Linked DNA regions of Mus musculus: region 1 is linked to region 2. The links are chromatin loops, found by intact Hi-C in ENCODE. Cell type or tissue: left cerebral cortex. All regions are shown on one strand. Links, peaks and the distances in the headings refer to the core of each region. The heading gives the core; the rest is flanking DNA. Region 1 holds the start of Agpat3 (1-acylglycerol-3-phosphate O-acyltransferase 3). Region 2 overlaps Agpat3 (1-acylglycerol-3-phosphate O-acyltransferase 3).

Region 1 (4,385 bases), core at 253-4,252, 49 kb before region 2:
CCTCGCTCTGGGGGAGCCCCCCATGCCTGATTTCGGGGCCCTGTGGGCTAGTTTCACTTTTTTGCTTGCTCAACGCGGAGGGAGGGCTGCAGGTGGGACGCCCTGGAGGAAGGTGCGAGGGCTCGGTTGTTGTTGTTTTTTTTTTTTCTTGACTTTGGCGTTTGAGACCAAAGGCCGACTGTGAATTTCCACGTTTCACTCAGGCGCTGGGGTCATTCAGTAACCAGAGCCTCTGGAGGAAAACACCTGTCCACGGTGGGCCTGGAGCCCCGGAGCAGTTGACCCCAGGTACCTACGACAGGAGGATTGTGAACACTTAAGCTGGGTGGAAAATATATTCAGGTTTCCTTTTTAACTTCGAGAGAAGTTTAGGGGCACAGGGAAATGATTTTAGAAATGGCCTTTCAAACCTAACTTTTTAAAGCAGTGTGGAAAGTCTTCTCTAAGAGAATACTTAAGAGACTGGGTTCTTCTTCCTGGGAAACGAGAAGGCTACTTGGATTTGAGACAGATTGGAATGACTCGTCCAGAGCCAAGATCTTGGATTCTGGGATTGGACACAGGGTGCCGGTTGGGGGTGCTGGGTTGGTGGCTGTTGGAACTGAGTGGAAGCAGCTCTTTCTGCTTCGATGACATTGGGAAATGGACTGTGCCCCTTTCAAAGGGGTCTCTGTGCACTTTGATCACTCCCTTACTGTCCCTTCCCCTTATTAGGTAAGCAGGACTCCTTCCAACTTTAGGATTTAGCCTATAAGATTGATTCCTAGTATCACACTCTGTGCTTTGTAATTACGTTGTTTCCAAAGGCAGTTACATGCAATGGCTTTGCCAGCCTCTCTTTGGTCTTGGTGGCATGTGCTCCTCAGCATGGCTATGTTCAGCAGGTGGATGTCAGCTGGATGTCTGACCTAACTCAGTCTGGACCTACTGGAGGCCTTGTGTGTGGCCCCCACCTGCTCTTATCTGTACAGCAGCAGGGCAGAAGGTCTAGGTCTTAGAAGTTGCCTGTGGAATTGGTGGGAAGTGGGTTAAATACAGTGTCTCCTAGGGAAGGAAGATGGGAGGGATGCTGGAAATGAAGGGAGGTCTCTGTCTCACCCTAAGCTGCTCCCAGATAACAGGCCCAGCACCTGGGAAGGACAGTGCCTGTGTGTTCTAGGGGACTGGGGAAACTGAACAGAAAGTAACTGATCTACTTCAGAAGTTACAAAAGGAGCATCTACTGCAGTAGAGGAGTTGTTTACTTCTTTTCTGGGGCATATAGCTGCGACTCTGTGCTAACAGACTCTGAAACACACTGGGGTCTGAGGAGCAAGGCTAGCCACTTGTCCTGGATTATGTCACAAATCTCCACAGCCAGAATTTAAATGAAGAGCAAAGGGACTCTGATTTCCTCCAGCCCAGTCAGGGTAGTAAAAATCTGTATACATCTGTCTCTGGCCCACTTGGAGGCAGGTAGGGCATAGTAAGATCTTTGTATAGTATGGGATGAGCAAAGATGGAAGTTTATTGTTGTTTCAGGAGTTAGAATGGCATCGTTAATCCAAGCTCACTCCTAACAAGTTGGTGCTGGTTAACTGGTCCAGCCTCTCAGAGGATGGAGCTGGTACCAACTGTGTGTGTTCCCTTCTCCGACGGCTTTGCAGTGTCACTGCTTTTTCAGATCCAGTGCTGGACCCTTGGCATCCCCTACTCTCTCTCTTGCCAGAGCAATGGCTGCTTTCCCTGCATTCCTTGTGTGTACCCCACACTACTTTCCCTTCTCTCAAACGCTGACAGACTCTGAACCACATTTTGGCCTTTGCATACCTCTGTGATGTTTCCCATCTCATTCTGTGGGTGGCGAGGTTTGAACAGCTTGTCTCTGGGTGTGACCGGCCACATTAGGCCAGCGGCATCTTGCTGACTCGTCTGACATGAGCCCCGTAGCTGCTTAGTCTTCTCATTAAGAAGTTTCTGCTGCTCTAGGGCTGGGCTGAGTTCTGTCAAACATTTACTTAGGGACTCGGACTCCATGGGGGTTTGTCCTCATCCATTAACCGAAGAGCACTGGGACCATATAAATGATTTTCCCCTGATTTGTAAAGTGAGTAACTGGACAATGGGTCACTCCTAGAACGACCTCATAGTGACTGCAGGGTTAATTTGAGCGTATTAACCTCACGATGCTTTGTTTCAGGCGGTTGCAATAGCGGTTCTTCTTTGGACAGTCTTGCTGCTTTGTTTAGAGTCCGGCATGTTCTGATCTTGTTTGTCAGCCAAAGTCCAGCAGTGTACACTTGTCACCTGGGCATATCTGTACTTAGTTGTAGGGATGGAGAGACAGGCTGATGAGGTACGTGGGTCTTGCTGTACCTGTGACTGGCTACTGGACTAGTTGGGTGCCTTGCCATGGCTACCTCTCTTCCTCACATGTGGATGGGAGACACACAGGCAGGATATGTTTTAGATGTTAGTAGGGGTGAGTGGAGGCACACTTAAGTCTTTCAGGTTATGACAGGCAGAAGCCTCCCTCCTGGCTGGAGTGCTTCACATCACTTAGGATAATAAGCCGAAGAAGCTAGGTGCTCTCAATTGGATCAGGGTGCCAGTGGCCCAAAGGCCCAAAGAGAGCCCAAAGGTCCCTCTGTGACCCAGGAACCATGCATCATTAATGGGCAGTGTCTCCATTCCTTTTGGGAAGTTGAGGTGAGAGCTATAATAAAAGACAGTGGCAGTGGGTGTAGAGTAGTGTGGTAGAGAGCTGTTGCAGGACACAGGCTCTCCCAGCTGCTGCTGGTTCTCTGTCTCCCTGTCTCTGCTGGCCCTCTGTCTCCCTGTCTCTGCTGGCTGGCTAAGGGTGCTCTTCCTCTAACAATTTGCTGACTGGAGCATTCAATAGTATATGCTGATATTACATTCATCCCTGCTTTAAAAACAAGTTTATTTATTTAGTGTGCATGTGTACCTGTGTGGGTATGCATATGGTTGGGGCTTTGTGTTCAGAGGTCAACATTGGCTGGCTTCCTTCATTGCTCTCCACTTTATTCTTAATTATTTTAAAGAAAGATTTGTTTTTATTTTAGGTGTGTGAGTGTTTTGCCTGCATGTATGTGATGACACTATACACTTGTCCTGGTATTGGAGGAAGCCAGAAGAGGGTTCTAGATCTCCTGAAGCCAGAAGAGGGTTCTAGATCTCCTGAAGCCAGAAGAGGGTTCTAGATCTCCTGAAGCCAGAAGAGGGTTCTAGATCTCCTGAAGCCAGAAGAGGGTTCTAGATCTCCTGAAACCAGAGTAACAGATTACTGTGAGCCACCACGTGGGTGCTGGGAGTCGAATGGCCCTCTAGAAGAGCAGCCAGTGCCCACTCTTAACCTTTTAACCACCTCCCCAGCCCCCTCCTATTTTTTAAAGATTTCTTTCCCCACTGACCAGGTGTGTGTGCATGTGCCTGCACGCTGTGTGTCCAGTACCTCTGCAAGCCAGAAGTGGTTGCCAGACCTCTCTGCCTTGGAGCTGGAGTCACAGGTGGTTGTGAGTCACCCGTGGCTGCTGGACACTGAATTTGCGTCCTCTGTAAGGGCAGCAAGCACTTTTAACTGCTAAGCAGCCTCTCCAGCACTGGGATTACAGGTCTGAGCTGCTGCACTGGGCTCCCTTATGTGGGTCCTCATGCCATGTGGCATCCTCCAGCCCCTGCCTCTGCTTTGCGTATCTCATTGCTGTAGAGAATGCCGTCACCGTGTCAGTTTTATATATACACACTCTCACAGAGTCATGTGCAGGTGATCCAGTCAGGCTTCCCATTGATTGATTTCTGATCTCAGTCATTGTTCTAGTGTAATTAGAGGGATCGATTGAGTGAACCAGTTTGCCTTTTATTAGAGAGAGACACAGAAAGTCGGAGTCCCTCAAAAAGTGTGGTGTAGATTGAGGAGATTTTTTTTTTTTTTTTTGCCAGAGGCAGATTGGGTCCTAAATAAGGACATCAAGCGCTCTTAACTGCTAAGCTGCCTTAGTAGTTCATTAGCCTAGGCAGATCATTAAATGAAGACCGCATCAGCTAGAGTTACGTGGGAAATGGGTGCCACAATGAAGTTCAGAGTGCAAGAGGTCCCCGGGGAAGATGCTGAGTGGTGAGCCCCAAGCAGGTCTGGGAAAGGAGGCTGGGCTGGAGGGAGGCAAGCCAGATGAGGGAGAGTCTCGGCAGAGGATAGCTTAGTCAGGCTCATGCAGAGAGCTTCAAGCTAGGAGCTCCACAGGGCCCACGTCCCACAGGCTGCCTGCTGAGTGCACTGGACTTCTCCCTAACCTCTGAGCTCCCTGGTCATGTGGCCCCACACATCACTGCAGATGACAGACGCCTGAGTGGCAAAGTTCCAGCCACTTCAGAAATGAAGCCTA
Region 2 (4,385 bases), core at 108-4,107:
TGTGAGTCCTGCGATGGCACATGTGTTTTTTATATGAGATTCAGGGCTCAAACTCAGGTGTTTAGGTTTGCATGGCAAGTATCCATTGAGCCATCTCCCAGTCCTAATAACTCCTTGTCCTTGTAGACTTCCCCACTGTCAAGGGGTAGCTATCTAGCAAGAGAAACCCTTGGCCAATGGGAGAACATATAGATATTTGGATAAAATCTAACCACAGAGCTTTAAGTGACTGTATCAGTAAATAAATAAATAAAAATAAAAAATACTTGTTCTATAAGCCAGATTTTCTATAAATGTTACCAAGACCAACATTCAAGGAAGCCCAGGGGCTGAGAGGCACAGTGGGTTAAAGCTTTCCAAAGCCACTGTGAAAGAGGAGCCAAGCCTAAGCTCTGTGTGTGATGAAGCACATTAGTGTCATCTGTCAACTTTAAGTTGCCGCTGGAAGCCAGGCAGTGGTGGCGCACGCCTTCAATCCCAGCATTTGGGAGGCAGAGGCAGGCGGATCTCTGAGTTTGAGGCCAGCCTGGTCTACAGAGCCAATTCAGGACAGCCAGGACTACACAGAGAAACCCTGTCTCAAAAAACCCAAGGTGTGGGGAATAAGGTGGAGGAAGTAACAGGCCAGCAAGTTTTAAATGACTTTTTTTTTTTCTTTTGTTGTTGTTGGTTGTTCTCCTCCTCCTCCTCCTTCTTCTTCTTTTAAGTTGTATCTTATGTTTGTCCAAGAGAAGGGCCTTGAACATACTGTTTTATAAAGGCTAATCGCTGTCAAAAACCATCTTAAAGCTGGGTAGTGATGGCACAAGTCTTTAATCCTAGCACTCAGGAGGCAGAGGCAAATGGATCTCTGTCCATTTAATGGACTCTATCAGTTTAAGGCCAGCCTGGTCTACCAAGCAAGTTCCAAGACAGCCAGAGCTACACAGAGAAACCCTCTCTCTAAAAACAACAACAAAAGCCATTCTAAATACACATGTCATATATGAGGTATGCTAAGAATAATAAGTTTAGCACAATTATAAAAATGTAAAATGAGCTGGGTGTGGTAACACACACATTTAATCCCAGCATTTGGGAGGCAGAGGCAGGCAGATCTCTGTGAGTTTGAGGTCAGCCTGGCCTACATAGTGAGTTCCAGGACTGTCAGAGCTACAGAGTGAGACTGTTATAAAACAAACAAACAGGCTGGGCGTGGTGGCGCATGCCTTTAATCCCAGCACTCGGGAGGCAGAGGCAGGTGGATTTCTGAGTTCGAGGCCAGCCTGGTCTACAGAGTGAGTTCCAGGACAGCCAGGGCTACACAGAGAAACCCTGTCTCGAAAAACCAACCAGCCAACCAACCAAACAAACAAGAAAATAAAAGTAAAGTGAAGCGACTGCAGATTTTGCCAGTTACTTTGAAGAACTTTAGGGATGGTTGGGTTTTGCTCTAAATAAAGCCACACAGGCAAATAATCATCCCTGCACCTGCAGCATAGAGTGAGCTCCTGAGAGAAACAGAGTAGCAAGCTGGCGTCTCTACATCTTCAGCCATGAGAAGGACCTGAACCAAAGGAATAAGACTGAGATGAAGCCTGGAGGGGAGAACTACTGTAAGGCTACTCAGCCAGATGGAGCCTTACATGTGAAATGCTAGTGGAGAAACGTTTCCTCTCTTCTCTTGACTTTGTACTAAATCTAATAACTAGATCAGAATAAGCCAGCGGCCCAGCCAGCCAGCCTAGGGAGCTCTCCACTCCAGAAAGCTCATCAGCATGAACAAGGAAGCCTCCTGGGCAGCCCAGCAGGACTCGGGCTAGAACCCTGCTCTGATCCATCTTACTCCTCCAGTGACTGTGAAGCATCCTCAGGCCCCACATTTAGGTGCCCAGAACTGCCCATGAGCAACACAACTTGTAACTCAAGGAAATAAGAGTTTATTCTGGAGCCAAATACCAGTGACCAAAGCCCAGGCACACAGATTCAGGGTACCCCCAAATACCCCACCATATCGCAGTGTAGTAACAGCTATATGAAATTTTTATAACAGAACAAAGAAGTCATACATTAAGGTAGTATCAAAATACCTTGGTGGAAACATCTGGTAGGTTGTTAAGCAAAATGGGGAAGCCTCTGACGTAGGCTTCAGATGCTGTCAGATGGCATTCGTAACCCTCAATTGGTGGGAATTAGGGGACTCAGTACATTCCAAAAGGATTGGCCTCAATCATAAAAATATTACATCAAACACAGAGGTGGGCTATGAATATCTCTTAAGAGGGCTGAAGATAGCTCAGGATGATTTAGTTCTGCACCTGTAAGATTCCGTCTCTCTACAGTCACAGAAATGTAAGAAATAATGAAACAGCTTTGATGTATCGGGCTGCCTTGTGAGTCATTGGTGTGGCTCATCTTCTTTTTTTCTTGGGAATGCTGGTTCACAGAAATTTCTGTCTGTGTGTGGGGGTGGGTGACATGCCACACACAGAGTCTTGCTGGGGAAGTGCTGGCTTCAGTAGAAAGAGCAGTTGTATCTAGAGACAAACCACCGGGACGACAAAAGTTGGTGTTAGTTGCTATTCCTGGACACATGAGGTCTGGTTCACCATGCCAGGTATATGCAGTCTGTGTAGCTCAGAGATCCACTAGGAAGTTCTCCAGGCTGGGGGTAGAGATCAGTCAGAGGCAGCATCTTTGCAGAAACCATTCAAGGTCCTGGATTCCTTCCCCAGCACCACAAAGAAAAAACAAAACGTGCACAGTGACAAAGTCCCATCCTCTTCTCCACCGATGGTGCGTTGAGCTGTGGGCTTCAATATTGTCTTTCTATTTTCTTCTTCATTTACTTTTGTCTTTGAGACAGGGTCTCTCTACATAGCCCTGGCTGTTCTGGAACTCACTACATAGACCAGGCTGCCCTTGACCTCACAGAGACCCACCTGCTTCTGCCTTCCAAGTGCTGGAATTAAAAGTGAACACCACTACACCCAACTGTCTTTCAGCTTTTTCATATTTCATAATTGTAGAAATAACTACTTCGTGCCCAAAAAAATATGAAAAGCAAAACAGTGCCCCAAACCCTATTGCTCTGAAGCCAGGGTTACCTTAAGAATGGATAATTAATGTCTTCCAGGGGAGGGGACACCTGTGCCTTATAATGTAGTCACTTGGTGTACAAAAGTCTTTCTCAGACAACCAGTGCGGAGTCTGCAGCTATGGTTTGGCAGCTGCATGTCCCAGGAGATGGTGTATTATAGCTACAGTGGCTGACCTGTCATGGGACACTGTGACTGTGCCTTCAACACTCGGTCCCAGTCCCCAGAGGTCTTCATTGTGCCTTTCTTGGGCCAAGTTCCTGCCTGTGGTGACCCCCGTCTCTGTTGTCACTCCACTTCATTCTCCGGGTGATGGCAAAAGTGAGTGTATCCCTTTTCATAAAATCAAATCTTTAAAAGGGAAATTATTTAGACTCCAGGGGTATGTGAGGTAGGTGTTTTCAGAATTAGGTTTGTAAATGTTCTGGTAGCTCCAGGAGACTTGTGGGTTGTTATTGTTCCACTGTGACCTGGAGGGCCAGGTGGCTTGGCTGCAGGCTACAGTGTTGAGCCTGAGTTGCATGCTGGACCCAGAGTTGAGGAAAACCTGAGTCAGTCAGCCCCTTAGCCCCAGGGCTAAGGAACCAGGCCTTGGTGGTTCCTCACAGGGAAGGCTATGAGCCCCTGTGTGGACCTGTCTACTGCATGCCGGGGGAGTGGTGGACTGTGAGTCTGAGTGTTAAGACACTTTCTTGAAGCTGGTCTGCCATCCTGCCTTCCTGGAAGCTCTCAGCCATGTTGTGTGACATCCGGAGGCCCCAGCTCTAGGTGTTTCTACGTATTCAGTATGACAACTGGAAAATATCCCCCCCCACACACACACACACCTGCAGGGCTAGCACCAGCTAAACTTGGGGTACAGTGGTGAGAAAGTACCTCCACCTCCTCGGGAAGAACCAGTTGTTAGCCCAGGCACACCCCAGTCTCCAGCCTTGTCTCTGAGTGGCCAGCATGGAGGGTCATTTCATCTTCTGGACTGTAGTTCTTGCTTAGCTTTCATCTCTGGCTCCTCCTCATCAGACACAGCCTAGGGGCCCCTCTCCTTCTCTGTGTTGTTTTGCCTTGCTGCGTGTATTCACCACCTCCATCAGCGGATACTGGGTCATTCCATTATTGCTCTGTAATTCCAGACTGGGCCTGTGGCCCTTAATCCACAGAGGAAGGGACTGTTGTCTCTCTGCCCAGTATAGAGAGGCAGGTTAGGCTGCAGAGGGCTAAGGGAAGGGACCATGGGGAAAGACCCTATACTGCGGCTTGGTGTGAGGTGGTATGACCCGGCTGCAGCTGCTTCCTGTACTTGGTGAACTC

What was found. Peaks named below come from ENCODE experiments on the same cell type or tissue, not always from the same donor. Only the 100,000 strongest peaks of a DNase experiment are listed, where the experiment ranks them.
Region 1: a loop joins it to region 2, with 2.0 times the contacts of the local background. A loop is called at or near these places in 3 of 42 quality-filtered maps.

The regions. Positions count from the first base shown.
Region 1 is chr10:78,347,530-78,351,914 of GRCm38, reverse strand. Agpat3 (1-acylglycerol-3-phosphate O-acyltransferase 3) reads left to right here and starts at 215. Exons shown (of 10, transcript NM_053014.3): 1 at 215-288. In left cerebral cortex, for the core only: no CTCF peak of the experiment used is centred there; DNase peaks (open chromatin) are centred at 544 and 1,804; H3K4me3 peaks cover 1,102 bases; H3K27ac peaks cover 138 bases.
Region 2 is chr10:78,298,325-78,302,709 of GRCm38, reverse strand. All of the region lies in intron 2 of Agpat3 (1-acylglycerol-3-phosphate O-acyltransferase 3), which reads left to right. Among named protein-coding and RNA genes, the nearest start is that of Gm30122, 36 kb to the right of the region's middle. In left cerebral cortex, for the core only: no CTCF peak of the experiment used is centred there; a DNase peak (open chromatin) is centred at 2,424; H3K27ac peaks cover 1,242 bases.